Linked DNA regions of Homo sapiens: region 2 is linked to region 1. A link is an interaction called in ENCODE POLR2A ChIA-PET data of the cell type or tissue named here. Cell type or tissue: OCI-LY7. All regions are shown on one strand. Each heading gives the region's core, and the rest is flanking DNA. Links, peaks and the distances in the headings are about the cores only.

The links. ChIA-PET counts read pairs that join two places held together with the same protein. Peaks named below come from ENCODE experiments on the same cell type or tissue, not always from the same donor. Only the 100,000 strongest peaks of a DNase experiment are listed, where the experiment ranks them.
Region 2: POLR2A ChIA-PET joins it to region 1 with 27 read pairs; 2 of 35 experiments call an interaction of 5 or more read pairs at or near these places.

What each region holds. Positions count from the first base shown.
Region 1 is chr12:122,496,637-122,510,598 of GRCh38, reverse strand. ZCCHC8 (zinc finger CCHC-type containing 8) reads left to right here and starts at 9,667. Exons shown (of 14, transcript NM_017612.5): 1 at 9,667-9,957; 2 at 11,730-11,772. The coding sequence starts at 9,759. RSRC2 (arginine and serine rich coiled-coil 2) reads left to right here. Exons shown (of 10, transcript NM_023012.6): 8 at 2,152-2,381; 9 at 3,676-3,765; 10 at 4,893-7,145. The coding sequence ends at 5,072. RefSeq lists silencers at 6,330-6,530, 9,959-10,108 and enhancers at 8,622-9,313, 9,249-9,428, 9,479-9,538, 9,739-9,818, 9,314-10,007 and 1 more. In OCI-LY7, for the core only: CTCF peaks have their summits at 8,995 and 9,194; DNase peaks (open chromatin) are centred at 8,248, 9,568 and 10,308; H3K4me3 peaks cover 4,959 bases; H3K27ac peaks cover 5,133 bases.
Region 2 is chr12:122,130,271-122,145,673 of GRCh38, reverse strand. MLXIP (MLX interacting protein) reads right to left here. Exons shown (of 17, transcript NM_014938.6): 7 at 14,741-14,830; 8 at 13,291-13,382; 9 at 11,687-12,326; 10 at 10,329-10,450; 11 at 10,008-10,185; 12 at 8,084-8,205; 13 at 7,379-7,480; 14 at 7,123-7,250; 15 at 6,736-6,859; 16 at 4,591-4,720; 17 at 1-3,983. The coding sequence ends at 3,862. Among named protein-coding and RNA genes, the nearest start is that of IL31, 36 kb to the left of the region's middle. RefSeq lists a silencer at 2,985-3,185 and enhancers at 6,646-7,508, 14,988-15,403. In OCI-LY7, for the core only: CTCF peaks have their summits at 8,044 and 8,243 (motif pointing right); no DNase peak of the experiment used is centred there.

The DNA.
Region 1 (13,962 bases), core at 5,963-13,962:
TGTTGATAAATTAGTAATGAGTATGTTTGTTTATGTAACACTAGTCATCATGACAGATCTTGTTGTTGTTGTTACGGAGTCTCGCTCCATCGCCCAGGCTGGAGTGCAGTGGCGTGATCTCAGCTTACTGCAACCTCTGCCTCTTGGATTTAAGCGATTCTCCGCCTCAGCCTCCCCTGTAGCTGGGACTACAGGTGTGCACCACCACATCTAGCTAATTTTTGTATTTTTAGTAGAGACGGGGTTTCACCGTGTTGAACCAGGATGGTGTCGATCTCTTGACCTGGTGATCGTCCTTCTTGGCCTCCCGAAGTGCTGGGATTACAGGCATGAGCCACCACGCCCGGCCCCAGATGTCTTTTACGATTTTGGAAATGTAGTTTATGCAAGAAAGTGAACTGATCTGAAATATGTATTTCTCTTTCAAGAAATCAAGTTTTTATGCGTAACAAACATTGCAGATTTCAAAAATTATCAGGCCTGGCTCAGTGACTCACTTCTGTAATCCCAGCACTTTGGGAGGCCAAGGCAGGTGGGTCACCTGAGGTCAGTAGTTCAAGACCAGCCTGGCCAACATGGCAAAACCCCATCTCTGCTAAAAATACAAAAATTAGCCAGGCGTGGTTGTGTGTGCCTATAGTCCCAGCTACTCAGGAGGCTTGAACTCGGGAGGTAGAGGTTGCAGTGAGCCAACATCACGCCATTGCACTCTAGCCTGGGTGACAGAGTGAGACCCTGTCTCACGAAAAAGAAAAAAACAAAAACAAAAAACAAAAAATTATCACGAAGAGCTTACTGTTGATTTGGTATGAAATTTAATCTGGAAGATGGTTTTTTGTTGTTTTTTACATTTTTGGTAAACAGTGGCACTTATTTGAAACTCTAAAAGTTTACAAATAGCCATTTTATTTTTACTACATCATTACTCTCTTTGGTAACTCTGGTTCCCATAATGTTGGTAATTTAAGTACTTTTTAAGGTTATATTCTGGACTGACAAAAATAGGTAATCAGAGGTGTCTTTTTTTACAGAGGACTGCTCAATCACAGTGGAAATACCAGGGCTTTATTGAACTTGGACTTAGCATAATACCTGCATACTGTTGTTGTTTTTGGGTTTTTTTTTGTTTTTGTTTTTGTTTTTTTTTTTGAGACGGAGGCTCATACTGTCGCCTGTGCTGGAGTACAGTGGCACAATCCTGACTCACAACAACCTCCACCTCTCGGGTTCAAGTGATTCTCCTGCCTCAGCCTCCTGAGTACCTGGGCTTATAGGCGCCTGCCACCACGCCTGGCTAATTTTTTTGTAGTTTTTATTTGAGACGGGGTTTCACTATGTTGGCCAGGCTGGTCTCGAACTCCTGACCTTGTGATCCGCCTGTCTTGGCCTCCTAAAGTGCTGGGATTACAGACGTGAGCCACTGCGCCCAGCCTTAGCTGCATACTGTTTTTCAAGTATATGATGTGAGCATCAAATGAAATGTCCATGAGAACATTTCATAAATTTAAAAAAATACAAGGTTTTATTGTTTTGTAATTATACCTTAGAAACACTATAGTTCATCTCCACTGAAATCATACTTTCTTACTATTTGCAGAATTCTCTATCCTCAAAGTAAATAAATGGGTTTTTTTTTTGTTTTGATACGGAGTTTCGCTCTTGTTGCCCAGGCTGGAGTGCAGTGGCATGATCTCGACTCACTGCAACCTTCGCCTTTTGGGTTCAAGTGATTCTCCTGCGTCAGCCTCCCGAGTAGCTGAGATTACGGGCATGTACCACCACGCCCGGCTAATTTTGTATTTTTGGTAGAGACGGGGTTTCTCCATGTTGGTCAGGCTGGTCTCGAACTCCCAACCTCAGGTGATCCGCCCACCTCAGCCTCCCAAAGTGCTGGGATTACAGGCGTGAGCCACTGCGCCTTGCAATAAATGGTTTATATATCAAGGGTTTATGTAGAAATATGTCCGTTGATGAACACAATAAATGTTTGCTAAAAACTTGTGAGCTAATACTCAGTCATTTCCTTGGATTTGGTGAAAATCCTGCCTTTTTGCACATTCATAGCTTTTTATAAATCGTTCGTTAATGTAAATCAGGAGGTTTATGTTTTAAAATCGTTTTAAAATCCATTTTTGTATTCTCTTCAAGCAGCTGCAGCTACTGGAGGTTCTGTTCTCAATGTTGCTGCCCTGTTGGCATCAGGAACACAAGTAACACCTCAGATAGCCATGGCAGCTCAGATGGCAGCCCTGCAAGCTAAAGCTTTGGCAGAGACAGGAATAGCTGTTCCTAGCTACTATAACCCAGCCGCTGTTAATCCAATGAAATTTGCTGAACAAGAGAAAAAAAGGAAAATGCTTTGGCAGGGCAAGAAAGAAGGGGTAAGTTCTCTTATTCTGCTTTTCTGTCGTTTATTCCTAATTAGTAATTGCTTAGAAAAACAAATTTGGGTTGAAAAATATTACTTTCGGCTTAACTTTGTAAGAACCTGGGGTGGCCAGACGCGGGTGGCTTATGCCTTTAATCCCAGCACTTTGGGATGCCAAGTGAGCGGATCAGTTGAGGTAAGGAGTCCAAGACCAGCCTGGCCAACATGGCAAAACCCTGTCTCTACTGAAAAGAAGATAAAAATCAGCTGGGTGTGGTGGCACACACCTGTAATCCCAGGTGCTTGGGAGGCTGAGGCAGGAGAATCGCTTGAGCCTGGGATGCAGAGCCTACATACAGTGAGCCAAGATCATGCCACTTAGCCAGGCATGGTGGTGGGCACCTGTAATCCCAGCTACTTGGGAGGCTGAAACAGGAGAATCACTTGATCCTGGGAGGCGGAGGTTGCAGTGAGTTTCCAGCGAAACTCCATCTGGAAAAAAAAAAAAAAAATCACGCCACTGCACTTCAGCCTGGGTGAGACCCTGTCTCAAAAAACTTATAATAAGCTATGATAGTCTTATTTGCCAGTTATTAATACTAAAATAAAACATAATTGATTGAAGTCAAGCTTTCAAAGAAAACTAATATTACCATAGAAGTAGTAAGGAAAAGAGGCTACTTGGTTTAGAATTTTTCATAGATTATGAGGTACTTTTTTTTTTTTGACATTATTTGCAATGACAAATGACATTAAATGCAAATGACATGCAGTCGCAAAAATTGCATGTTGAAAAAGGTCTATGACAGGAAAATAATCCATTTTTTTATTTTATTTTTATTATTTTTGAGACAGAGTCTTGCTCTTGTCACCCAGGCTGGAATGCAGTGGTGTGATCTCAGCTCACTGCAACCTCTGCCTCCCAGGTTCAAGCAATTCTCCTGCCTCAGACTCCTGAGACCCTCCTGGGTCTACAGGTGCCCACCACCATGCCAGGCTAGTTTTTTGTATTTTTAGTAGAGACGGGGTTTCACCTAGTCATCCAGGCTAGTCTCGATCCCCTGACCTCAGGTGATTTGCCCACCTCGGCCTTCCAAAGTGCTGGGATTATAGGAGTGAAGCACGGCGCCAACCTCTTGCTTGTATTTCTTTGCTTTGTGGTTTCTTAAGTCTTGAAATAATTAAACTTACATTGATTGAATGCTATCCATGGTGTTTTTTTTTTTAATTTAGACATTGTTGAGAGATTTCATGTCCTAAAAAATATTTAAATTTTACATATTTTAAAGTTCAGTGTTTGTTAACAGGACAAATCCCAATCTGCTGAAATATGGGAAAAATTGAATTTTGGAAACAAGGACCAAAATGTCAAATTTAGGAAATTGATGGGTATTAAGGTGAGTTTCACATGTGCCAGGGGATCTTTGTATTAGCTATTAGCCCTCCTGCACTGTTCTTCCCTCATTTTCTTAGTTCTGGTCTTTACTCAGGTGTCAGCGTTTTTGAGTTCTTTCCCACCACCTTTTGTGAAATAACAAGCAATCCCATTCTGAAACATTTCCATCTCCCCTACCCACTGTCCTCCCTACACACACACTTGGAGAGAGAGAGAGAGACGGGGTTTTGCTCTGCTTGCTCTGTCACTTGGGCTGGAGTACAGTGGTGCAGTCATACCTCACTGCAGCCTTAAACTTCGAGGCTCAAGCAGTCCTTCCACCTCGGCCTCTCAAAGCCCTGGATCACAGTTCTGAGCCACTGCGCCCAGCCTCCATCCCCATTTTCTACTTTACTTTCCTCTGTGGCATTTATACCCTGACATCTTCTACATATTATGTTTTTTCCAACCTACTAAACTGAAGTTAACTTTTGTTACACCCTGCTATATTCCAGACCTAGAAAGAACATTGCCTTGTCCTTTGGAGGTGTTCAATAATGAATGGAAATTAAGTTATTGAGATCAAATACATATCCCAAAAGTATATTTTTGTTTGTTTGTTTTTTGTTTTTAGTATAGACGGGGTTTCACCATGTTGGCCAGGCTAGTCTCGAAATCCTGACCTCAGGTGATCCACCCGTCTCAGCCTCCCAAAGTGCTGGGATTACAGGCGTGAGCCACACTGCACCCGGCCAAAAGTATAATTTAATAGTGTCAGCCTAGTTCACACCTGTAATCCCAACACTTCGGGAGGCCGGGGGGCAGGCGGCAGGGGGGATCCCTGAGGTCAGGAGTTCGAGACCAGCCTGACCAATGTGGTGAAACCCCGTCTCTACTGAAAATACAAAAATTAGCTGGGCGTGGTGGCATGTGCCTCTAATCCCAGCTATTTGGGAGGCTGAGGCATAAGAATTACTTAAACCCAGGAGGCAGAGGTTGCAGTGAGCCGAGATGGCACCACTGCACTCCAGACGGGACAACAGAGCAAGACTCCATCTCAAAAAAAAAAAATACATAAAAAATAGTGTCAAGTGAGAGAATATTTATCTCCATCTGAATTCATTGTAATGTTTTATGTCTGATTTTTAGAGTGAAGATGAAGCTGGATGTAGCTCAGTTGATGAAGAAAGTTACAAGACTCTGAAGCAGCAGGAAGAAGTATTTCGAAATTTAGATGCTCAGTATGAAATGGCAAGATCACAAACCCACACACAAAGAGGAATGGGTTTGGGTTTCACATCTTCAATGCGAGGAATGGATGCAGTTTGAAAATGATCACACTTGTAAAGTTTGGGACTTATAGACTTCTTGTTCTGATGTCACGTCCTTGTTCACCAAACAGCTAGCACTCTAGCTTGCATGGGTGTTGCATTGACTTTAATTTATTGAAAAATACAAATTTTTGTAAATATCAGATCAGTGATACTGGTGTTAGTGTTGTAATCAGGTTAAACCCACTTCCATTAAACTTGACAGGACTATAGAAGGATAATATTTTTTAGTTCATGAATTCTACTTTTCAAATATATAAAAGCTGCAGGTGGGGATAAAATCTCATACATGGATTTTTTCGTGTCCGCTGTCTTGTGTACTTTTGTACTTAACCTTGTACAGTTATTTTCATCTCTTGAAACATGAAAGAAATGTTATGTAGATGTTCTTTAGAAGATCTGGCCATTTGGTACATAATCCAGCACAGATAAGCTGGGTGGTAATGATAATAAAAATGGTTTTCTCAAAACTGGTGTTAATTTAAGTTACCTGGGATGTTTCTTTGAATTTGTTTTATAGTTTCTGTAGCATTTGGCAATTGCTGTTAGAAAACACTAGCTAGAAATCCCCTCCCCACCACCCTTTTTAAGGCCAGTTAACTATACTACAGTCAATACCGTGGTGAGCAAAAATGTAAAAGGTGGAAGGAGAAAACTTACTAAAATAGTATGTTTTCCTATTATAAGGGACAGACTTGGTATTCAGTATTTGTCAAATATTACATGTGTTATTCAGGAGATAGATTAATGCATTAAAGGGATGTAAGCACTTTTATTTTAATAAAGTGCCTTATAACAAGTTCTTTGCATGCTTTTTGCTCATTATCCCTTTGAAGTCTTCTCCAGCATAGACTATAAAATATTAAAATATTAGAAATTTTTTTTGTTTGTTTTTTTGAGACAGGATCTTGCTCTGTTGCCTAAACTGGGTGCAGTGGCACAATCTCGGCTCACTGCCAGAGCCTCTGCCCCCCAGGTTCAAGCAATTCTCCCACCTCCACCTCCCATGTAACTGGGATTACAGGCGTACCACCGCACCCAGCTAATTTTTGTATTTTTAGTAGAGGTGGGGTTTTACCATGTTGGCCAGGCTGGTCCTGAACTCCTGACCTCAGGTGATCCACCCTCCTCAGCCTCCCAAAGTGCCGGGATTATAGGCGTGAGCCACTGCAGCCAGCCTAGAAAATGTTTTGTTACTAGATTGAACATAAATCTGGAGCCAAGGGGTGGGGGGGGCCTGCAAAACTTGAAGTTAATTTACTTCAGTTACAGCAAAGTAATAAGGTTTGGCTTTCCTTTGAAAAATCCTTTGGAAAACATCACAGAATGAGAGCACATTACAATCAGGGAAGACTACAGGAATAAGATTGACAGCCTTATTTTAAAAGCTGGAATTAAGTCTTGCCAACTTGCTCATTAGGTATTTTTTTTATACATGAAAATGAAGTAATGGGGTGTTTTCTTTTTTTTTGCTTTCTGTCCTAGGCTGGAGTGCAGTGCATTGCAGCAGGCTCCCCCAGGCTCAAGCAGTCCTCCCACCTCAGCCTCTTGAGTACCTGGGACCACAGGTGCTCACCAACACACCTAGCTTGTTTTTAATTTTTTATAAAGACAAGGTCTTGTTACGTTGCCCAGGTTGGTCTTGAATTCCTGGCCTCAAGCAATCCTCCCACCTCAGGGCTCCCAAAGTGATGGGGTTACAGGTGTGATCCACTTCACCTAGCCAGATTGTAAGATTTTTAATGTACTTTAATAAACCTTTCATTTTCCCAGAGCACAGAAATTCTATGGCAAAATGGCTTTTCACCGTGTTTCAGTGACAAATCTAAGCCTTCTAAGGAAATGACACTATGGATCCTTCATTTCGTGATCATCAACATTTTTCAATTAAGCTCTGCCTTTTTAAATCAATCTTATTAAAAATGTTCATGACCTTCTAAGGCAGTGTGGACGCAAAAGCTTCCTGTGTGTCTACAGTTATTTTAGGAGCTGACCATACATGATGAGTGATACAGCCTGTACTTTGCTCATCTAGAGCAGCACTGTCCAATAAAATATGTGTGTATATGTATATTGGTCCAAGTGATCTTCCCACCTCACTCCCCTGAGTAGCTGGCACCAAAGGCCCATGACAATGTACCTGAGATGGGGTTCTCAGGCTGTTGGCCAGGCTGGTCTCCCACTCTTGGCCTCAAATGATCTGCATCATCTCAGCCTCCCAAAGTGCTACCTGGGATTCAGGTGTGAAGCCACAGTGCCTGGCCTAAGTATTTTATTTCAATTTCTTTTTTGAGTAGCCAAATGCAAATAATTAAAAGATGAAATTACAGTTGTCCCTTGAACACATGGGTTTGAACTTTAGGGTCCACTTACATGCAGAATTTTTTTTTCTTTTTTTCTTTTTTTTTTTTTTGTGAGAGACTCTTTTGCCCAGGCTGGAGTGCAGTTGCATGATCCTAGCTCACTGCAACCTTTGTCTCCTGGGTTCAAGCAATTTTCCTGCCTCAGCCTCCTGAGTAATTGGAATTACAGGCACCCGCCACCACGCCCGGCTAATTTTTGTATTTTTCGTAGAGACGGGGTTTCACTATGTCAGCTAGGCTGGTCTTGAACTCCCGGGTTACACCATGTTGGCCAGGCTGGTCTTGAACTCCTGACCTCATGATCCACCCGCCTGGGCCTCCCAAAGTGCTGGGATTACAGGCGTGAGCCACCACGCCAGGCCTCATGCAGATTTTTCAGTGAAAGTAAACCTGGGAGGCGGAGGTTGCAGTGAGCCGAGATCATGCCACTGCACTCCAGCCTGGGTGACACAGTGAGACTCTGTCTCAAAAAATAAAATTTCAAAAAAAAAAAATTTAAATGGCCAGGCACAGTGGGTCATTCCTGTAATCCCAGTATTTAGGGAGGCAGAGGCAGGAGGATAGCTTTAGCTCAGAAGTTCAAGACCTACCTGGGCAATATAGGGAGATCCTGTTGTCCACAAAAAGAAAAAAAAAATGTTAAAATGTGTAAGTGACTTCCCAATGTTGTAAACGGAAAGAGGCTTCCTTAAGGGCCTTTGAGCACTGACCTAGCAGTGTTCCAACCTCATCTTGCTCCACTCTGCCTTTTCACTCAACATGGTGGTCCTTACACCTAAGACACTCTTCCATCCTCCCACCCCCAACTTTGCCGATCCTTAAAGTCTCACTTCCTCACTTTACTGACTCCCACAGACTAGGGTGTTTGTTAAATATTCATAACTTCCTGTGTTTTTCACCTTTTTTTTTTTTTTTTTTTTTTTGAGACAGAGTCTTGCTCTGTCGCCCAAGCTGGAGTGCAGTGGCACGATTTCGGCTCACTGCAACCTCTGCCTCCCGGGTTCAAGCGATTCTCCTTCCTCAACCTCCTGAGTAGCTGGGATTACAGGCGTGTGCCACTACGCCTGGCTAATTTTTGTATTTTTAGTAGAGACAGGGTTTCTCCATGTTGGTCATGCTCGTCTTGAATTTCTGACCTCGTGATCCACCTGCCTCGGCCTCCCAAAGTGCTGGGGTTGCAGATGTGAGCCACCGCCCCCGGCCCACATTTCTTTGTGTGATCAATATCCATCAACAACCATCTCGACCCAAGAACAGGAACATTTATAATTATGGGGTTTTTGTTGCTTTTTGTGGACTACAGCCTTCGTGAGAGGAGGAATTACTCTATTGTGGTTACTCTTGTAACCATACTCAGGTCCTAGACAAGTGCCTGGCCCATCGAAGGTGTAAGTAAATAATGTGATTGAATGACAGAAAGCCTCAACAGACAAATAGTTGAGTCTAGCTAATCTTACATTAAAAACGAAGCAAGCTCAATAAACTAATCTACAACAGTCATCTCTGTAGCAAAGCTGGAGTTTCTTATTCTCTTTTATGTTTATTTTTATTCAGTTCCCTTTCAGGCTATGGAGTTCCTTATTCTCTGGTGTGGCACGCACACCAGAATCTGTGAGAAGCTATGCGTCGTGCTCTGATTTTTCACCCTTAGTTGCCTAACAGGAACATCCCATACTGGTTTTTGTTTTTCTTTTTCTTTTTGAGACAGGGTCTTGCTTTGTCTCCCAGGCTGGTGTGCAGTGGCGCCATCTGGGCTCAATGCAGCCTCGACCTCTTGGGCTCAAACCCTCCCGCCTCAGCTTGCCGAGTACTTGGGACTACAATCGCCCAGCTAATTTTTATATTTTTTTGTAGTGTCTGGGTCTCGCTCTGTTGCCCAGGGTGGTCTCCAACTCCTGGGCTCACGTGATCCTCCCACCTCTGCCTCCCGAGTAGTTGGTATTACAGGTGTGAGCCACCCCGCCCTGCCCCCAGATTGCTTTAGCGCATTCTGACCTACTCCAGCTTTCTTCACATTTCAAAAAGCACCAATCCCAGGATGCAATGCAGACAATGAGTACCAGTCGCTTAGAAACCACACGTCCCAGCATGCCGTCCTCCGGGCAATCGCAAGCCCGATAGGCCCCGCTGCATTCCGGGAGTTGTAGTCTCTAGCGACTGGCCCCGCCCCGTGTGCAGCTTTCGCGGCCTGCGTCTGGAGAAAACCCTAGCGGGTGGCTCCGTGCGGCCAGAGCTCTAGAGAGTGGTGCCGCCTTCCAACCTTCTTCCCCAAGCCCTGGTGGCCGGCTCCGCCTCTTCTCGAATCTTTTCCACAGCCCAAAATGGCCGCAGAGGTGTATTTTGGCGATCTAGAGCTCTTCGAGCCGTTCGACCACCCAGAGGAGTCGATTCCGAAGCCCGTTCACACTCGCTTCAAGGACGACGACGGCGACGAGGAGGACGAAAATGGGGTCGGCGACGCGGAGCTACGGGAGCGGCTTCGGCAGTGCGAGGAGACCATCGAGCAGCTCCGCGCCGAGAATATCCTTTCCTCTCGCTGGGCCCTGTCACCCGGGTGTGGGGCCGGGGCAGCGCCAGGCGTGGGGCCGGGGCAGCGCCGGGCGAGGGCGAGGGCGCGGGCGGAAGTTCCAGGAGGGCCAGAATTCCAAGTGCTTTCTGTCACCCGCCGGCGGACCGAGAGTCTAGGGTTCGGGGCGCGCAGGCTGCCTCGGCGCAGACCTCTTCCCCTCAGGGAGGCCGTCTCCTGACCAGACCCACTCCTGCCTCCCACCCGGGTGCCGTGTTTAGGGTTATTTTAGGCTGCTCACCTGACAGATTGTACACAAGCCCTTAATTGCCCCCCTCTGTTTGAGGTCGTGGTGAGGTTTCATATTTCGCAGCCACGCTCAAATTGTGCCGTCATGTTACAGTTGTAGGTGATGAAATACCGGCTGCTTAGACGCGGGATCGGTTTTTATACCGGGGCAAACGCTAGTGGTCCCAGAATGCAGAGTTGGGGGCCTCAAGGAATCCGGGTGTGCTGAGATAATTGGTTAATTGCTTGATTAAAATTGGGGATTAATTTTAGAGTTCTTCCACTCGGAGCTCGCTTCTGTGCTGAAGATGCTTTGCAACGCCTTGAGGAAAACGCGCCAAAGAAGTTTCTGTTAGACTTGAGTTACAAGATTGCAGATTTTTCTTGATTTGCTAGTATGTTTTTTTTTACGTTCGTAGAGTTTTATAGGTAGATAGATAACTTTGGTTCGGGTAGTTTTCCTTTTAAAATTTGTAGAGAACTGAAAGTGGCTGATATGTTAGCTTTTTTAGGGGGACGGGGTCGGGGAATGGAGTCTCAGTCTGTTGCCCAGGCTGGAGTGCAGTGGCGCGATCTCGGCTCACTGCAACCTCCGCCTCCCGGGTTCAAGCGATTCTCCTGCCTCAGCCTCCCGAATAGCTGGGATTACAGGCGCCCGCCACGGCGCCCAGTCAGTATATCAGTTTTTAAGGTTTGTGAAGCGCGATTTATTTTTTCAGAATGTCGTCTTCCTCCACATTGTGAGGAAAATTTTCAGAATACAAAAAGTTGAGGCCGGGCGCTGTGGCTCAAGCCTGTAATCCCAGCACTTTGGGAGGCCGAGGCGGGTGGATCATGAGGTCAGGAGGATCATGAGGATCAGGTGGATCATGAGGATCAGGAGGTCAGCCTGGCCAACATGGTGAAACCCCGTCTCTACTAAAAATACAAAATTAGCCGGGCGTGGTGGCGCGTGCTTGTAATCCCAGCTACTCAGGAGGCTGAGGCAGGAGAATCCCTTGAACCTGGGAGGCGGAGGTTGCAGTGAGCCAAGATCACACCATTGCACTCCAGCCTGGGCGACAGGGTGAGACTGTGTCTCAAAAAAAAAAAAAAAAAGTTGAAAGGATTCTACAGTGGACATCCATAGATTTATTCCAAATTCTAAAGTTGTTAACAGCTCGTTATACTGCATTCTCTTTATCACATAGTGGTTGTTGAAAGGTTTGACAGGAACACTGATGCTTCAATAATGGTTTTGGTTCAGTTTGTTAGTCTGTTGAACTTCAGGATCGTGTCTTAGAATATATGTTCGAAAGGATAAAAACCGTACTTTAATTTTGGGTTTCAAAAGCCTACCCCTGCAACAAAATAGAAGCTCAATAAGTGTGTCATCCTCAAAATATCCGTGGGTCTTTTGTCTTTATAATATTCTGACACCAAAAGTGAGAGAAGTAGTAGTTGAATTTTATGATTTGCATTGTTAAATGAGGGCTTATCTTCCTTAACAAATAATAACATCAAGAACTTAAACGAAAATTGAACATTCTGACTCGACCGAGGTATGAGATTTTTGAAATTACTCCATAGTTGTCCCTTATTATTTATCCTGATATTAATATTTAATCAGAATTTCGTTGTAAAAAGTGTATGGGATTTTTGTATCATTTTTATTTGTTTAGCATACTCTGAAGAAATCAAAGTAATAGTTATTTAATTGTGGGGATAAGGTCTGAATTCTCATAAGTGGATTAAAATTGTAAGCTCATTTATTGGATGAAAGGATGAAACAAAATCCAGAAAATGTTTACTTAATGTTCAGAATAGGCAAGTTGTTAACCTAGCTATTCCTATTTAACAAACATTTCTAGAAAGTTAGAATTAAGATTACAATATTGGCTGGGTCTGGTGGCTCATGCCTGTAATTCCAGCACCTAAAAAAAAAAATTATAGTATAATGGGCCAGGGGCAGTGGCTCACGCCTGTAATCCCAGCACTTTGGGAGGCCGAGGTGGGCGGATCAACTGAGGTCAGTTCGAGAGCAGCCTGGGCAACGTGGTGAAACGCTGTCTCTACTAAAATTACAAAAATAAGCTGGACGTGGTGGGCGCCTGTAATCCCAGCTACTTGGGAGGCTAAGGCAGGAAAATCCCTTGAACCCGGGAGGTAGAGGTTGCAGTGAGCTGAGAGTGACAAGAGCGAAACTCCGTCTGAAAAAAAAAAAAAAAAAGATTACAGTATTACTCTAGCTGAAGATTTATTTACATAGTTAAAATGTGTTCATAAATAGAACAATGAAAGAATCAGCATTTTAGAAGAAAAAGTAATGTGCTTTTGAAAAAGATAAAGTGTGTAGATTTGCATTTAGGCATCTGATTTTATGTTTTTGTTTTTGTTTGAGACAAGATCTCACTCTGTCACTCAGGCTGGTGTACAGTGTTGCAATTATAGCTCACTGAAACCTTGATCCTCCCGCCTCAGCCTCCCAAATAGCTGGGACTACAGGCAGACACCACCACACCCAGCTACTTTTTTTTTTTCTGATAGAGTCAGGGTCTTGCTGTGTTACTCAAGCTGGTCTCAAACTCCTGGCCTGAAGTGATCCTTCTGCCTAGGCCTCCCAAAGTGCTGGAATTACAGGGATGAGCCACCATGCCCAGCCTAGGCACCTAACTTTAACAGAGATATTACTGGTATCTCAAAATATATATTTATTTAACAGGTCACTAATCTAAAGTATTTGTTAAAGTACAGATTATGAGAAATTATATTTTCAAGCTTTCAGAATTTGGAGGTGCCATGATGTAATTTCACATGCACTTTTTTATTATATTTTTTAATTTTTTTGAGACAGAGTGTTACTCTGTTTCCCAGGCTAGACTGCAGTGGTACTATCTCAGCTCACTGCAACCTTCACCTCCCGGGTTCAAGCAATTCTCCTGCCTCAGCCTCCCGAATAGCTGGGATTACAGGTGCCCACTACCACACTCGGCTAATTTTTATATATTTAGTAGAGATGGGGCTTCACCATGTTGGCCAGGCTGGTCTCGAACTCCTGGCCTCGAGTGATCTGTCCACCTCAACCTCCCAAAGTGCTGGAATTAACAGGCATGAGCCACTGCACCTGGCCTCACATGAACTTTTTAGTCCCTGGCACCAGTTGGAATAACTGGCTGCAGTGGTGACTACAGGTTTAAATTTTAGAATTTAGAAATATTTCAGATTTTTTTTTTTTGAGATGGAGTCTCGCTCTGTCGCCCAGGCTGGAGTGCAGTGGCATGACCTCGGCTCACTGCAGCCTCCACCTCCTGGGTTCAAGCGATTCTGCTTTCTCCTGCCTCAGCCTCCTGAGTAGCTGGGACTACAGGTGCCTGCCACCAGGCCCGGCTAATTTATTTGTATTTTTAGTAGAGATGGGGTTTCACCGTGTTGGCCAGGATGGTCTTGATCTCCTGACATCATGATCTGCCCGCCTCGGCTTCCCAAAGTGCTGGGATTACAGGCAGGAGCCACCGCACCCGGCCAATATTTCAAATTAACTTCCTCATATCTCACCCTTTTTTCTCTATGTGAGCTAACTTTGTGTATCTAAACTCATTTTTGGCTGGGCACAATGGCTCACACCTGTAATCTCAGCACTTTGGGAGGACTGCTTGAGACCAGAAGTGGGAGACCAGTCTGGACAACATGGTGAGACTCTGTCTCTACAAAAAATTTTTAAAAATTAGCTGGATGTGGTGGCATGTTCCTCT
Region 2 (15,403 bases), core at 3,966-11,965, 360 kb after region 1:
ATCTTGAAAACCTGAACCTGCCACCTCAGGTTCACCCGGGGGCCAGCTAGGGCCTTGGAGGAAGGGGCCTCGCCAGTTCTCAGCTGCAGCTCCCCTCTATGAGAGAGACCCTTACCTGCACCCCAGCTGCCGGCAGGGCCAGTCATGGCTGTGCACGGAGATGAGGTGGGTGTGTAAGCCCCCCAACGTCAGCAACAGACAGAGGTGCTGCCTGCCACTGTGCTACTTTATCTGGGCAGGGACTGGGGGTGCCATGCCCTCTAAGAATCCAAATTTACATCCTCTTAGCCAGAGCAGAGAAACCTTAGGATTGACTTCTAGAAAAGGGAGTGTGGTCAGGGCCCATGGGCGGGAAATGGGAGGGCTGGCTGACGGCTGACCCCACTCCCCTGGCTGACAGCTCCGGGACCATGCGCAGCACTGGGGGGGTCTGCTGCTTTCCAGCCCCTTCCCCTCAACCAGACCCAATGCTGTCATCAGCACCAATGGCCAGCGCTGCTATTGCTTCCTGCGGTAAAATCCTTCAAAGTAGAGATGTCCTAAGAAGGCAGCTAGCCAGCCCGCCCAGGGTGCCGGATGCTGCGTGGCCTGCTGGCCGACTCCAAGAAAAGCCCTCAGTGGCGCCTGCCCCGCTCTGGGGTCTCCCACCCACCATGGAAGGCAGCAGTGCAGTGCAGGGGCTGACAGCACAGGGCAATTTATCAGAAACCCGCCCAGGGATTTATACGCCAGCAGGCCTTCTGGTTTTTCTTTTTGGATTTTCTATTTTTTTCTTCTTTTTTTTTTTGAGATAGGGTTTTGCTCTGTCACCCAGGCTGGAGTGCAGTGGTACAATCTCAGCTCACTGCAACCTCCGCCTCCCAGGTTCAAGTGATTCTCCTGACTCAGCCTCCCGAGTAGCTGGGATTACAGGCGTGTACCACCACACGTGGCTAATGTTTTGTATTTTTAGTATAGACAGGGTTTCACCATGTTGGTCAGGCTGGTTGTGAACTCCTGACTGCAGGTGATCCACCCGCCTTGGCCTACCAAAGTGCTGGGATTACAGGCGTGAGCCACCACAGTCTGCCTCTATTTTCTTTTATTTAGAGGCAGGGTTTCACTCTGTCATCCAGGCTGGAGTACAGTGTGGCATGATCATAGCTCACTGCAACTTCTAGGCTCAAGCAATCCTCCAGCCTCAGGCCCAAGTAGCTGGGACCACAGGCACTCACTGCTACACACGGCTAAATTTTTTTTTTTTTTTTTTTTTTTTGTAGAGACAGGGTCTTGTTATGTTGCCAGGGTTGGTCTCCAACTCCTGAGCTCAAGTGATCCTTCAGCTTCAGCCTCCCAAAGTGCTAGGATCACAGGCAGGAGCCACCGTGCCCAGCCAAGATTGATTTTCTTACTCTCCAAAGCGTCAGCATTTTGAAGTTTCTTTTATGAAAGTGGGGGCAAGAATCAGGGTGAAAATGAGTGTAAACAAAGCCCATCCTGTGGTCAGCACCCACTGGAGGTGGCCAGCAGAGTGGCCTCAGATGTTCCTGCACCTGGCCCAGGAGCCCAGGACAGAGGTCAAATCTAGGCCCCTTGGTCTGGCTGGATTCATCAGGCAAGATTCGAAAACAAGAAAACCTCTAGAACAAGAAACAATCATGTCTGCAGCAGATACGGCACTGTGGCCCTATGGCCATGGCAATCGTGAGCACCAAGAGAATGAGTTACAGAAATATCTCCAATACAAAGACATGCATCTCCTGGACAGTGGACAGTCGCTGGGACACACACACACACTTCAAGGCTCACACAACCTAACAGCCTTAAATATCTGAAGAAACAGAATCACGACATTAAGTCAGCAGAGGGAGAGGTAGGCTGAAGCAGCAGGAGGCCAATTTTATATCCCACAGATTTTTTTAAAAATGACTCCCCAGCAAGGGGTGGGGAGAAAGCCACTGATTTAGGAGAGTTCTTGGCTCAGCCAACCACTGCGGTTATCTACACGTTTTACAAAGGCACAGAAGTAGAGAGGGGCTGCACTCACGACCCTCCCCAGGGCCCGCACAGCCAGACACGGTGGGTTCTTCCTTTTTCCCTTCTGGCCTTGGTGGAATTCCTACCACGGTGGCCTCTGCCTTTGGGACAATGCCTTCATGCTCATCCCCGGGTCAAGGATGGAGTCTGTTACCATTTTCCAGGGGAAATTCCAAGGACCAGCCCCGCCTCATTACGTTCACCCCACAGGAAGGTGATCTGGAAAGCCTGTAAACACGTACTCTGGGTGGCTGAGTGGTGTCACCAAGCTGCTTTTGTGCAGGGCTGAAGCACAGACAAGAGGGCAGGCAGCTGGCCGGAGGCCTGAAGTGGGGAGAGATCCCCGCAGGCCTGCAGGAGCCAGGGAGAACCTCCAACTGGATCTAAACTGTGGGACAGCCCAGGCGTGCCCCTCTTCACATGGCTCCCAGGCTCCCTCAAAGCCCTTCCCAGGCCCTGCAGGAAGAGAGGGAGGGTGAGGAGAGGCAGGGAGGGCAGAGGTCGCCTGAAAGCCTGGGCTCCGAACTCCTCAGCAGAGCTTTAAAGTGCATTCTTTCCACGAGGAGGTACCCTCGGCCGGGCTTCCTGAGTGCTGGAGAGAGTGCTTGCCCCTGCAGCTCCCTGCAGAGGTAGCCAGAGAAGAGCAAGGACTGAGGCTGGGCCAAACTCTCACTGCAGGCTCAGAATGGCCCCCAGCCCAGCCACACCTCCACCCAGCCCAGATCTGGGTAGATTCTTTGCTGTCTGATCTGAGAGATGCCTAGAAACAGCTCTGAGGGCTGACCACCACAGAGTGCTGCCTGCCAACATTGTTTCCTTCTCCAAACACAAGACGGGACAGACTTTTGAGTGTGGGGGCATCTTTGGTCCGAGAACTGTCCTGGTTTGGGGCTCCCAGCTGAAAGACATCAGACAAGATGACAAGGCTGACAGCAGGACGTGGAGTCTGATCTTTCAGACACTAGAACTTCAGGGTTCTAAGCTCCCACAGGACATGCTTGATCTGTCAACAGCTGCAGCTGGAGCCAAGTGGAGAAGAACGGCAGAAGGGCCACAGCGGTGAGGTGACATCCGAGAAGGCCCTGGGCTGAGTCCCCATGGATCCTGCAATGTCAGGTGGAGCTAAAAGGGGACAGATGAAACATGCCCAGCAGGGCCTCTCAGCCAGAGCAGCCACCGTGCATCACACGCTTCCATTCTGGTCCTGTGTGTTCCACATCCACCGTTTCTGCACACATGTGTCCTGGAGGACCTCTGAAGAAGGCACTTCCCCCTGGCAGCCTGCCATGCATAAGCCTGAATAGAAGCCCAAGTCCATCCACAAGGGCTGGGTGCTGTCAGAGTTGAGGGGAGAAAGAAAGACGCCTTCCAACTGCCCCACGGGCAGACCAGAGAGTGGAGCAGGGCATCAGGCAGAGGCATGCATGTGGACAGGACGTGGCAGGAGGGACAAGGCTGGGCCTCAGGACAGGAGCAGGCCCTGTCACCCTCATCCCATCGATTCCGCTCACCGGCGCCAGGCCCGGCAGGCCACCAGCAGGGCAGGACCAGCACGGCCAGCACTTCCCTTTTGTGTGGGCTGCCCCGAGGGCAGAGGAGGTTGGTGACTGAGGTCACTGAGTGAGAGAGTTCACAGCAAGGGGTTCCCAAAGGCGGGCTATTGCTGTCAGCAGGCCCCAAACCTGCTTCAGACCTGAGCATGGCCTCCCGATGCCACGGTGGGCCGGCAGAGTTGGAGAGAGGCCCCGAGGCTGAGCGTCAGGAAGGGCTGGGGGGCGCAGCCTACTCTCCATGGGCAGGGAAGGGTCTCCTGGCATCTCATGCGGCCACATGCCAGCTAAGCAGCTAGGACTCTCCCAATCTCTTGCCAATCCTGGTGACAGCCTTGGACGCCTGCTCTGGCAGCTGTGCCGGGTCTGTGAGGATGGAGGTGGAGGTGCTCAGCTGCCGCAGCGTGCTCAATACCACTGCAAGACAGAAAGGGTCAGACACAGGCAGTGACACAGACCCACCACACACCGCACACTCGGCTTTGTACCTACAACCCATGTGGGAATGCTCAGGCACGGGGCGAGCAGCAGCCATGCTGGACTGCAGGGAGGAGTGCCAGGGGCCGACACCGAGACCTGGGCACTCACCCCTCTGCCTCCAGAAGCCTCCCCAAATCCAGGAGCTGCCGTAGGTGGAGCATCCTATGCTGTTCCTGGTGCCATGGGGCTGCCAGCTGTTCTGATATTAAGCTTCTATAACCTTAACATATGGGATAATCTTTGCTTGTTGTTATAAGAATTAAACAAGAAAACACACCTGAAGGCACCTGATACAGGGCCTGGCAAATAGTTGGCACTAGATCCATGCAAGCTGGGTCTGAACAAGCTGGGAGACACAAAAGGGCAGGAGCCTCCTGCCCCCACTGGGCGCTCCTGACTGAGGACCTCCTGGACAGCACTGTGCCCCTGCCCCGGCCCCACCTGGCTGCCTGCAGTGGAGTCTGGCTAATACTGTCCTCAGCCTGGGGCTGTCCTCCCTCCAGGACTAGCATGAAGCCCCCCACCCTGGCACTGCCCCACTCACTCGGCCTGAGGATGGGCAGGGAGCAGTGCTGGTCCAGCCAGGAGAGCGCCGTCCGGTGCAGCTCCTCCAGGCTGCTGGTGGACACCATGCCCTTGAACGACTCAAACAGCGGCTTGATGATGATGCTGAACTGCAGTGTGTGGTTAAAGAAAAGGCAAGCACGGAGAGGGGCTGGGGACTGCAGACCCGAAGGTGGTTGGACTGGCGTACTCCTTTCCCCTGGGGCTGGAAAGTATCTGCCCACAGAGAATGGATCACTGGGGAAAAGAGGGAGAGATCTCTAGGCAAGGTGTGTCTTCCACTTCATGAAAACACTCTGCTCTAACTGTACCTGGACAACAGGGCCGCTCAAGCACCGAGCAGGCAGGGGACAGGGACACAGAAGGTCTCTAGTCTGGAACAGGTCCTAGCACAAACATGCGATCAAAATCGTTCTTACATACAGTGCCAGGAACATCAAAGGCACAGAGCAGGTGGAAAGGCAGAAGCCAGCCGGGCGCGGTGGCTCACGTCTATAATCCCAGCACTTTGGGGGGCTGAGGTGGGTGAATCACTTGAGGTCAGGAGTTTGAGACCAGCCTGGCCAACATGGTGAAACCCCATCTCTACTAATACAAAAATTAGCTGGGCGTGGTGGTGGGTGCCTATAATCCCAGCTACTTGGGAGGCTGAGGCAGGAGAATCGCTTGAACCCGGGAGGCGGAGGCTGCAGTGAGCCGAGATTGCACCACTGCACTCCAGCCTGGGTGACAGAGCAAGACTCTGTTCTCAAAATAAATAAATAAATAAATAAAGGCAGGAGCCATCTGCCTGAAAGTGGCGTTTGCCTTCTGTGTTAAATGCAAAAGTGCATGCCAGTCTCCTAGACCATCTTAGTGAAGGCCTGAGGCATGTTTCCCCTCGGACTTTGATCAGGACGGCACTCACAGTTCCTCCACCTCGGCCTGATGATGGGGAGTATGCCATTTCATCAAAGAAGCTCTGATTCATTCCAGACGCCACCCAGCTCTATTAATGACAGGGATCAGGACCAGGGCAGGCAGTAAAACAGCAACACAGAGGAATCAGAGCTGGTGCCTGTCATCTCTTCAATTAAAAACTGCCTCTTATGGCCGGGCACGGTGGCTCACGCCTGTAATCCCAGCACTTTGGGAGGCCAAGGCAGGGGGATCACCTGAGGTCAGGAGTTTGGGGCCAGCCTGGCCAAAATGGTGAAACCCCATCTCCATTAAAAATACAAAAATTAGCCGGGCGTGGTGGCATGAGCCTGTAGTTCCAGCCACTCAGGAGGCTGAGGCAGGAGGAACACTTGAGTCTGGGAAGGTGGAGGCTGCAGTGAACTGTGATTGTACCACTGCACTCCAGCCTGGGTGACAGAGTGAGACCCTGTCTCAGGGGGAAAAAAGAAACAAACAAAAACACTCTGTCCCTTCCAGCACACACAGGTGCTGCGCCCTGCCCTGCCCGATAGCTGCAGCTGGGATTCTCTCCTCCTGCACGACCGTCACCTCTGACTGTCAGACCCTTGCCCCAATGCCACGGTCAACCCAACACATGTGCCGACCGTTTACTCAGAGGCAGAGCGGTGGCAGGGTGGGGAGTGACCAGGCGGGAACCACTCCCCGTGAGAGCCGTGCTGCCACCTGGAAGGCTGAGTGCAAGGTGGCCTTGGCACGAGAGCCCCTAGAGGTGGACATGCTCCATTAGGCTTCAAATTGGGCTCTACCACTCAGTGGAGGGAGTCCTGGTTTCCGCCTGTCACAGCAGGGGTGGCACTCACCCTCCCTGTGGCTTCGAGGACCGAGCTGGCTGCCAGGCTGTGTGGAACCATGCCTCCTTCCCCTGCACCTTCTGCAAGTGGCTCTAGCATTGTCCTGATTTCTTAAGGACCTAGAGAGCGAAGCCCACCGTTCTACCTCCCTAGCCCTTCCTGCAAAGCACCCTGAAGCCCCATCAGCACCTCCAGCCCACACAGCAGGCCAGGCCGGACCACTCTCTCCCGAGATAGACACTAGCACTGCCTGTCGTGAGGAGCTTGGTGACAGGCATTTAAAGAGTCTTTCTAAAGTAACTACAGTGCCACGGTCTGTGGCTTCAGTGCATTGGCTGAGGGCCGGGAAGAGCAAAAAGAAAACCCAAAGATACAATCCAGAACTTCCAATTCTGCAAGGTCCGGGTTTTCACGTATTCGTCAAACATGTCTTTCATGTGATCAAACTGGCGCCGGGTAACGGGGACTCCCGTGGCAGGGAGCAGCTGCTGGCAGGAGCTGAAATGACAGGAGCCGTGGGAGCTGTGGAGCAGCCAGTGGCCAATAAGGACCCTGGGACAAAAGATGGCAGGGCTGGCCCAGTGCCGGGCCACAGCCAGGCACAGAGAAGAGAGGTCTGTGGAAGGAGGTTGACAAAGAGCAGAACTACTGCAGCAAAGAGGCACTGACCAGTGATGAGGCCACAGGGTCCCACCACCTCTGAGGCAGGCCCTGCATCGGGATGGGGTGCCTGGTTGGAGCCCCAAGGCCCAGAAGCTCACATGATGGTGGCATTGAGCTCCTCGATCTCCTCCCGCAGCCGCCGGGCCTCCTCCTGCATCTGGCCTCTCTCCTGCTGCAGCTTGGTGATGTACTCCACAGTCTTCTGCAGTGTGATGGCGTGACTGGTCTGCAGAAGGGGCAGGTGGCTGGAGGCAGCACCCACAGCCAGCAGGCCTGCCACCAGCAATGACCACGCAGGGAGCACGTCCTGCCAGCTCCCCTGCCCTGCCACAGCCCACGCTCTTGGCAACTCACCAGCTTGGAATTGTTGGAGATGAGGCTGTTGAGCATGTCGAAGCACATCTTGATGTTGAAGCGCCTTTTCTGCTCAGCTGAGATGTGCTTCATCTGCCGGTTCTGCTGGAGAACCCGCTGGTCACTAAGACAGGCACATTGCAGGCACACTGTCCACCCTTCCTCACCCCCTACGCTGATCCTGGGTGCCCAAGGGCCAGGGCTAGAGAGCTACGTGGGAGGAGGGCACGACGAGAAGCTGAAGGCTCCAATGAGGAGCCGGAGGGACAAGACTGGGAACCACAGAAAACCCGCTCTGCAGAATGGTGCACAGCTGGGGCTGGGAACGGCAGGGCTGAACCGGTGCATCCCAGGTGCTGCAAGCTCCGCCTTCCCCACCCAGCCCTGCCTCCTCCCCACAGCACAGCTCTGGTGGTGGCCACACCCCTCCTGCAACTGATGCGGGCAGCCTGAGCAGTACCTGCACACTACGTGGACTCAGCGTTGGCTCCCAGGCTTGGGGCTCACCCAAAAGCCTCCAGGGGGCCCACCATCCCCACAGGGCTGGTTCGTGGCATGGGGCAAGGAGAAGCCCATTTCTGATCCACCCCTGCCTGGGCAGCTCTGGCTGGGTCTGAGGTCTCCGTTCCAGACAAGACACAGATCCTTGATGTCCTGCACTCCTCTCCCCTCCTCCCAAGGGAACCAAGAGGAGACATGCGGTACCTTTAGTGCAGCCACATTTTTGGGGTCGGATTTCCCTGAGCAGTTGTTCTGGGGAGATTGAGGACTGGGGCTCTGCTCCGATGCACACGGAGAGGCCTGCCCTGAGTTTGGGCAGTCCCGACCTGGTAAGAACAGACTCCTCTGAGGGGCGGAGGCCTGGCCCCTCAACGCCACCAGGAGGCAGCCTGGGGTCTCTGCAGGGTTATGAGGTGCTCGCTGCTAGCCACGTATTGCACTTGGTTCTTTCAACTGCACACACATGCTTCCTTAGATTATTCTTATTCACTCCCTGAAAATCTTAAATTAATAACAACAACAAAAACACCCTTAATCCACACAGAACACGATGGAGCAACCCTGTGTGACGTGTTCCAGTCACTGGTGTCGCTTTACGAGATATTTCGCAGGTGGGCTCTTTATTATTATTATATTTTTTAATTAAAAAACATTTTTTATAGAGCCAAGGTCTCACTATATTGTCTAGGCTGGTCTCAATCTCCTGGGCTCAAGCGATCCACCTGCCTCTGCCTCCCAAAGTGCTAGGATTAGAGGAGTGAGTGACCGTGCTCAGTCCCAGGTGGACTCGGCCTTCTCGGCCCATTCTGCTTTACTGTAACAAATGCCTCCGCTTCCTTTCCTCTCTGCTGGATTATTTTCCCCAAACTCCCCGTGAGGCTGTGCAGCAGGCTCTAAGTTCTGTGTTCTGAGACTCCGGAGACCAAGGCAATGGTTGGCCCTAACCTCTCCCTCGATTATTTGAGGGGCCTGACTCCCAACTCTCTTGTTTCTATCTTTCCAGACTGAAGAGTCCTTACTCTCCAAAGCCTGTCCTTGGAAAAGGCCCCTGCTGGCTGAGCCCACTAAGTCAGAGACCCTCCCTCATTCGCGTCTTCCTGAGGGAAGAGGGAGACAACTGTTTGCTCAGAGTTCCAGGAGCAGCTACACCATGCCTTTGTTTGTTTGAGATTGAGTCTCGCTCTGTCACCCAGGCTGGAGTGCAGTGACTCGATCTCAGCTCACTTCAACCTCCACCTCCTGGATTCAAGTGATTCTCCCATCTCGGTCTCCTGAGTAGCTGGGACTACAGGTGCATGCCACTAAGCCCTGCTTTTTTTTTTTTTTTTTTTTTTTGCATTTTTTGATAGGGACAAGGTTTCACCATGTTGGCTGGGCTGGTCTCGAACTCCTGACCTCAAGTGATCCACCTGCCTTAGCCTCCCAAAGTGCTGGGCGTACAGGCATGAGCCACTGCGCCTGGCCTACACCATGCATTTATTTAAGAAAAGAGGCCATTTCCATTTCCCTTCCTGGTATGGCAGGCATTTGAGGGAAGGGGCCCCATCTGCCCACACCCTCTACCAGCAGCACAGCCTCGGGCACACCATTTGTCCCTGATCTGGCCTGTTGGCTCCTCAGATGTCCCTGGGCAAAATCAGTCCTGCTCTGACTATCTTGCCCCTGGATGGCCTAAGAGTGGACATGGGCCACAGACCTGTAGTGCTGAGACCTGCTGGGGAAGGCCACGTTGGTGCCCAGATGAGGCTGGACGGCTTCTGTGGCCACAGCAACCCCAGGCTGATGCTCCCAGAGACAGGAAGCCCAGGGCTCCTCAATCCCTTCTCTGGGTGAGATCAGCAGCTCAGTACCAGGCCTTCGTGGGCAGTCAGCAGGGACTCCCCGAGCACACGGGTCACCTACACTGCCACATGTTCACTACTTTTTGCCCTGCCAGTGCCACCACATTTCATCCTGCCACCCACAGAGCGTGTTCCCAGACTGTGTTATCAGCAGGCCTACAAGACCTCACTGTGTGTCCTAAGCCCAGGCTCCGTCCTGGGGACCCAGCAAGCACCCCCCATGGTCTACGGCAGGCCCAGTTACTTCCCTTGCGATGCCCCAACCATCCCGCCGAGTGAACACTCACTGGGCCCTGTGACAGTGACCTGGGGGCTGCCCCCATGCAGCGGGACCTGCTCGCCCTTCCCCAGGGGGTCTTGCGCTGTGCTTGGGAAGAGCCGGGAGACGGGGGCAGGCGGGCTGCTCGTGCCATGGCCGAGATCTGTCACCAGGATGCTGCTGTGGAACTCCGGGACCCCAGGAGCCTGCAGTGACATGGGAGACAGGTCACCCCTGACTGCTGATATACAGCAGGGCGGCACACCAGTCGTCTCAGGTGAGGGCCGCCCAAGATCAGAGTGCTCCGGGGTGAGAAGGACACTGCAGGTCTGCCTAGGGCCCTCCTCACCCTGGCGATGGCAGCAGGCGCAATGACCACGTTGGACTGGGACACGGTGGAGGCCAACATCCCTTCTCTCTTCAGAGGCCCTGACGTCATGATCACCGCTTGTGGTTGGCCTGAAAAGGCAGCTGCCAGGATAAGGAGGATGTTCAGGTGCAGCCCTGGGCCACAGGGCCTGGCCCACCCTGCAGAGGCTGCCTCTCTGCCAGTGAGACAGCTTGTTCTCAACCCCAGGGGACAGGAAGACAAAGCCACCAAGGCACCTAAAACCATTTGTGTGACTTCTTGAAGGAGACATGTTATAGACCCAGGAAAGAGATGGCCAGGACCATGTTTTCACACTGTAGGTTGTGACTAACTTTAAAAAAAAGATAGAGAGGCTGGGTGCAATGGCTCACATCTGTAATCCCAGCACCTTGGGAGGCCGAGGCAGGTGGATCACCAGAGGTCAGGAGTTCGAGACCAGCCTGGCCAATGTGGTGAAACCCCATCTCTACTGAAGATACAAAATTAGCCAGGTGTGGTGGCACATGCCTGTAATCTCAGCTACTCAGGAGGATGAGGCAGGAGAATCACTTGAACCCGGGAGGCAGAGGTTGCAGTGAGCCAAGATCATGTCATCTCACTCCAGCCTGGGCAATAACAGTGAAACTCCGTCTCAAAAAAAAAAAAAAGAGAATAGAGACTGGGTGTGGGGGCTCACACCTGTAATCCCAGCACTTTGGGAGGCCAAGGTGGGCAGATCGCCTGAGATCAGGAGTTCGAGACCAGCCTGGCCAACATGGTGAAACCCCATCTCTACTAAAAATACAAAAAATTAGCTGGGTGTAGTGATGGGCGCCTGTAATCCCAGCTAACTCGGGAGGCTGAGGCAGGAGAATCACTTGAACCCAGGAGGCGGAGGTTGCAGTGAGCCGAGATCACACCACTGCACTCCAGCTAGGCGACAGAGTGAGACTCCATCTCAAAAAACAAACAAACAAACAAAAATTAGCCGAGTATAGTGGCGCACACCTGTAATCCCAACTACTCGGGAGGCTGACGAAGGAGAATCGCTTGAACCCGGGAGGGGGCGGTTGCAGTGAGCCGAGATTATGCCACTGCACTCCAGCCTGGGCAACAGAGACTGTCTCAAAAAAAAAAAAACCAAACAAAAAAACAAAAAAGATAGAGCATAGAAAACGGACTAGATCATGGCCATGTATTATTTCATGACACTTTTGTTTCATTTAAGTGTATGTGTGTGCGCATGCACGTGCACACCAGGGTGGTGGTGGTGGTCACAAGTTTGAAAGCCTTTGGGATGGGAAAACATCCCTCTGGGTCGGGGGGAGCCCCGCACTGAGTCTCCCCGCCTGGCTCACCTGGGGCGATACGGGCATTCTTCAACACCAAGGACACGGGCTCTGGTTTGGGAGCAGGCACTATTTTGTGGGGCTGCTTAGGCCTGCCCCCAGTCAAGGATACAGGTTTGGGGTGCACAAAAGTTAACCGTGGCTGGGGAGGCCGGGTGACAGGAGACAGTGCCAGCCCACAAGGGGCCGCTGACGGGGCAGGGTGATGGGTGGTGATCACAAGGCCCTGACTCTGGCTAAAGGTGGTGGCGGGGGCATCGTGGGTGAGGGTGGCAGAGGCCGTGTGGGTGATGACAGACGGCGCTTTGTTGACTCCAGCAAACTTCTGTGGCTGATGGAAGGTGGGTGGAGCCGGGGGGTTCAGGGCAGTGGCAGGAGGAGGAACTAATGGTAACACGGGGGAGATGGGCGGTGGGGCGGGGCTGGGAGACAGCAGGGGCATGGTGAAGACAGGGAGGAAGGGCTGCGGGACACTCAGTGGCGGCTCTGAGGGACCGAAGTCCGTGGGCTGGATAAACGGGTCCTCAGTCCGGGAGGTGTGTTCACAGCCCTGCTCATCCATGTGAGCCAGGGATGGGGCGGTAGGGGGCGCGATGAGGCTGTCAGGAAGGCTCACAGTGGGGAGGGCTGTGGTCGGCAGGATGCTCTCCTGAAAAAGGAAGAAAGGAGCCAGGAAGCAATGCTGGGGTCAGACAATTCCTTTCTAGCGCTGCACACTGCCAAGTCCAACTACACAGGCCGGGCGCTGGGACAGAGGGACAAAGGCCACGTCTCCACGTCCATGGCTGCTGATCTGATAGGGATTTGTGTTTCCCTGCGTGTCTGCGGGGGTCTTGTTTCCATTAAAAACTAAATAACTCAGAGCTCAGATAAGGCAACGGCCCTCACACAGCTGGCTAGCAGCCTGGGAATATCTTGTTTCTGGAGTCCAGCAGAGTCTCCCCAAAGTCTCTGCCATCTTCTATTACTGAGCAGAGGCAGCCTGGATTGCAGCTGCTCGGGAATCCCCGAGGACAATTTCACGTGTCAACTGGTCATCAGGCCACCTCTTCCTAAATAAGAAAAGCTACGAGGAATCAATGGTTCAGATCCCAGTCTCTGCAGTAGCAATTCTTCCCGGAGCCCGTTTGAAGATGGTGCCAGGTTACCAGTGTCTAACTGGTCATGGGCATAAGCATGAGGGCTCCGTAAGGACAAAGAATGGTACCTCACTCAGCTCTGTAGCCCCAAGCACCTGTAAGCAACTTTTTGGATTGCTTAGTAAAACGTGAAAGAAATATACAGAAGTTATTTTTATTAGTAATCCATGTTTTTCTTCTCTGTCTAGCTAATTCTGTGTTAATTAGTCGGAGCAGAGCTAGCTGCACATAGGTTACCTGGCACTCAGGCAGAAGCACACCTGGACCAAGAGTCTCCCACCCCATGGGTGCTGAAGGATGCTGTAAAAGAGGGATGGAATCGTGCCTCTGCACATTAGTGCTGGTCTAGCACTGCTTGGCGCTTTGCTGGTGACTGTGTGGCTATGCCATTAGCCTTGCTCTGGCAGCAAACCTTTGATGAGCAGCCCTGTGCCTGCCAGCCCCTTCCCCCACCCATCCCCCAGCTTCCTCTACCTGTGCAGGTGGGTTGTTGGGATCTGGTACAGGTGCTGAGGCAGATGCAGGTAGCATGGAGCCAAAAATGGAGCGGCTAGAAGAGAAGAGGTCTGAAAAACAACAGCAGGGGTCTTCTGAGCTCAGTGTGCCCAGCATTTGCTGGAATCAAGACTCAAACAGGGCCAGGCACGGTGGCTCATGCCTGTAATCCCAGCACTTTGGGAGGCCGAGGTAGGCAGATCATGAGGTCAAGAGATCAAGACCATCCTGGCTAACATGGTGAAACTCCATCTCTACTAAAAATACAAAAATTAGCTGGGTGTAGTGGCACATGCCTGTAGTCCCAGCTACTCAGGAGGCTGAGGCAGGAGAATGGCTTGAACCCAGGAGGCAGGGGTTGCAGTGAGCTAAGATCGCACCACTGCACTCCAGCCTGATGACAGAGCGAGATTCCCGTCTCAAAAAAAAAAAAAAAAAAAAAAAAAAAAAGGTGCCAACCACAACCACCATGCCTGGTTGGTGCCACCAGTGGTCCCAACTACACAGGAGGCTGAAGCGGAAGGATCGCTTAAGTCCAGGAGGGAGGTTGAGGGTGCAGTGAGCCGTGTTCTTGCCACTGCACTCCAGCGTGGGCTACAGAGCAAGGCTCTGTCTCAAAATAACAAAGACTAAAACAGGCTGGGTGTGATGGCTTACACCTGTAATCCCAGCACTTTGGGAAGCAGAGGCAGGAGGATCACCTGGGCAACATAGCAGACCCCCGTCTTTACAAAAAAATGAAGAAATGAACTGGGTGTGGTGGTGTGTGCCTGTAGTCCCAGGTACTCAGGAGGCTGAGGTGGGAGGATCGCTTGAGCCCAGGAGTTCAGGGCTGCAGTGAACCATGATTGAACCACTGCACTCTAGCCTGGGTGACAGTGCAAGACCCTGTCTCTAAAAAAAAAAAAAAAAAAAAAAAAAGACTCAAACAAATCAAGGACTAAACCCCTAAACCCCACATGGCCCAGGGGGATGCCATGGACAGAGGGTATTACCCTGAGACACCTTTTTTTCTGTAGAAAGGGGGCTCTGGTTGGAACCACACATGTTGGCAACTATCCTGGGCTCTGAAACACTCCCAGGCCTGACGTTTCTGCTGCTGTCACAATGGCAGGTGCTCAAGGACCCATCTAACTGCAGGGCCTTGGTAGGGAGCTGGCTGTGTCATCAGTGCCCTCTGCTGCTTCGAGGGAGAACTGCTTACAGTCACGGCTAAATCCAGAGCCAATTTCCTTGCTGAACAATGTCCCAGAAAAACTTCCCAGACCTTGCAGTTACTACAAAAAACAGTTCAGTTTAAAAAAAAATTCTTTGCTCGCCCCCTTGCCCATTCTACCAAGTCTCGCCTCTTAAAGGAAGGCAGCGATCTGCTCTGTGCTGGGCTGGGGGAGATGGAGGCAACCGTGCTCTCTCTGCCTCTGGTCCTCACCCTGGAAAGGCTCAAAGGTGTCCATGAAGTCCAGGTTAGGCTGCAAAGGAATCAGTCCCGGCTGGATCATGTCTGCATTTCCCAGATGTGCTGCAAGAATCACAGAGAGAGGAACCATTTTGTCTTCTCAGACAATGTTGCAGGAACGTAAAAAAGGCCTGGAACAGAACTTCCTGGCCCTGCTCACATCCCAGAGTCTTCCAAGGAGCTGGCTGGGATTTCTACCTTCTCAGGGTTTGTGGCCATTCCGCACCCTCAAAAGGCAGGAAAGTAAGTTTTTGCCAGGAAGGTAAAATTGAGTATCAGGGAATGGACACCCCAGGAAGCTGTAAAGAGCTCAAGAGAGAACAGAGACCTCCCCGAACACTGTTCTAATTTTCAATCTTTGGGCTCTTCCCTGAGAGGTTAACTGGAAGACTGAATGCCACCAAGGTGAGCGGTCACACCCGGGAGTGCTTCTGATTTTCTTTAGCATGAGTCACGGCCCGGCCGCCTCGGCTTAGGCACGGCACACGTACCCCGTGAAGAGAACGGTATCTGAAATGTGCCAATGACTCAGACTAGACCCTGCTGCTGTCCTCCCACCATGGCACTACGGGAATGGCAGCTGCCCAGTGGGCCCACTCTGCAGACCCCACCCACTCGGTACGTGCGGCCTGGATG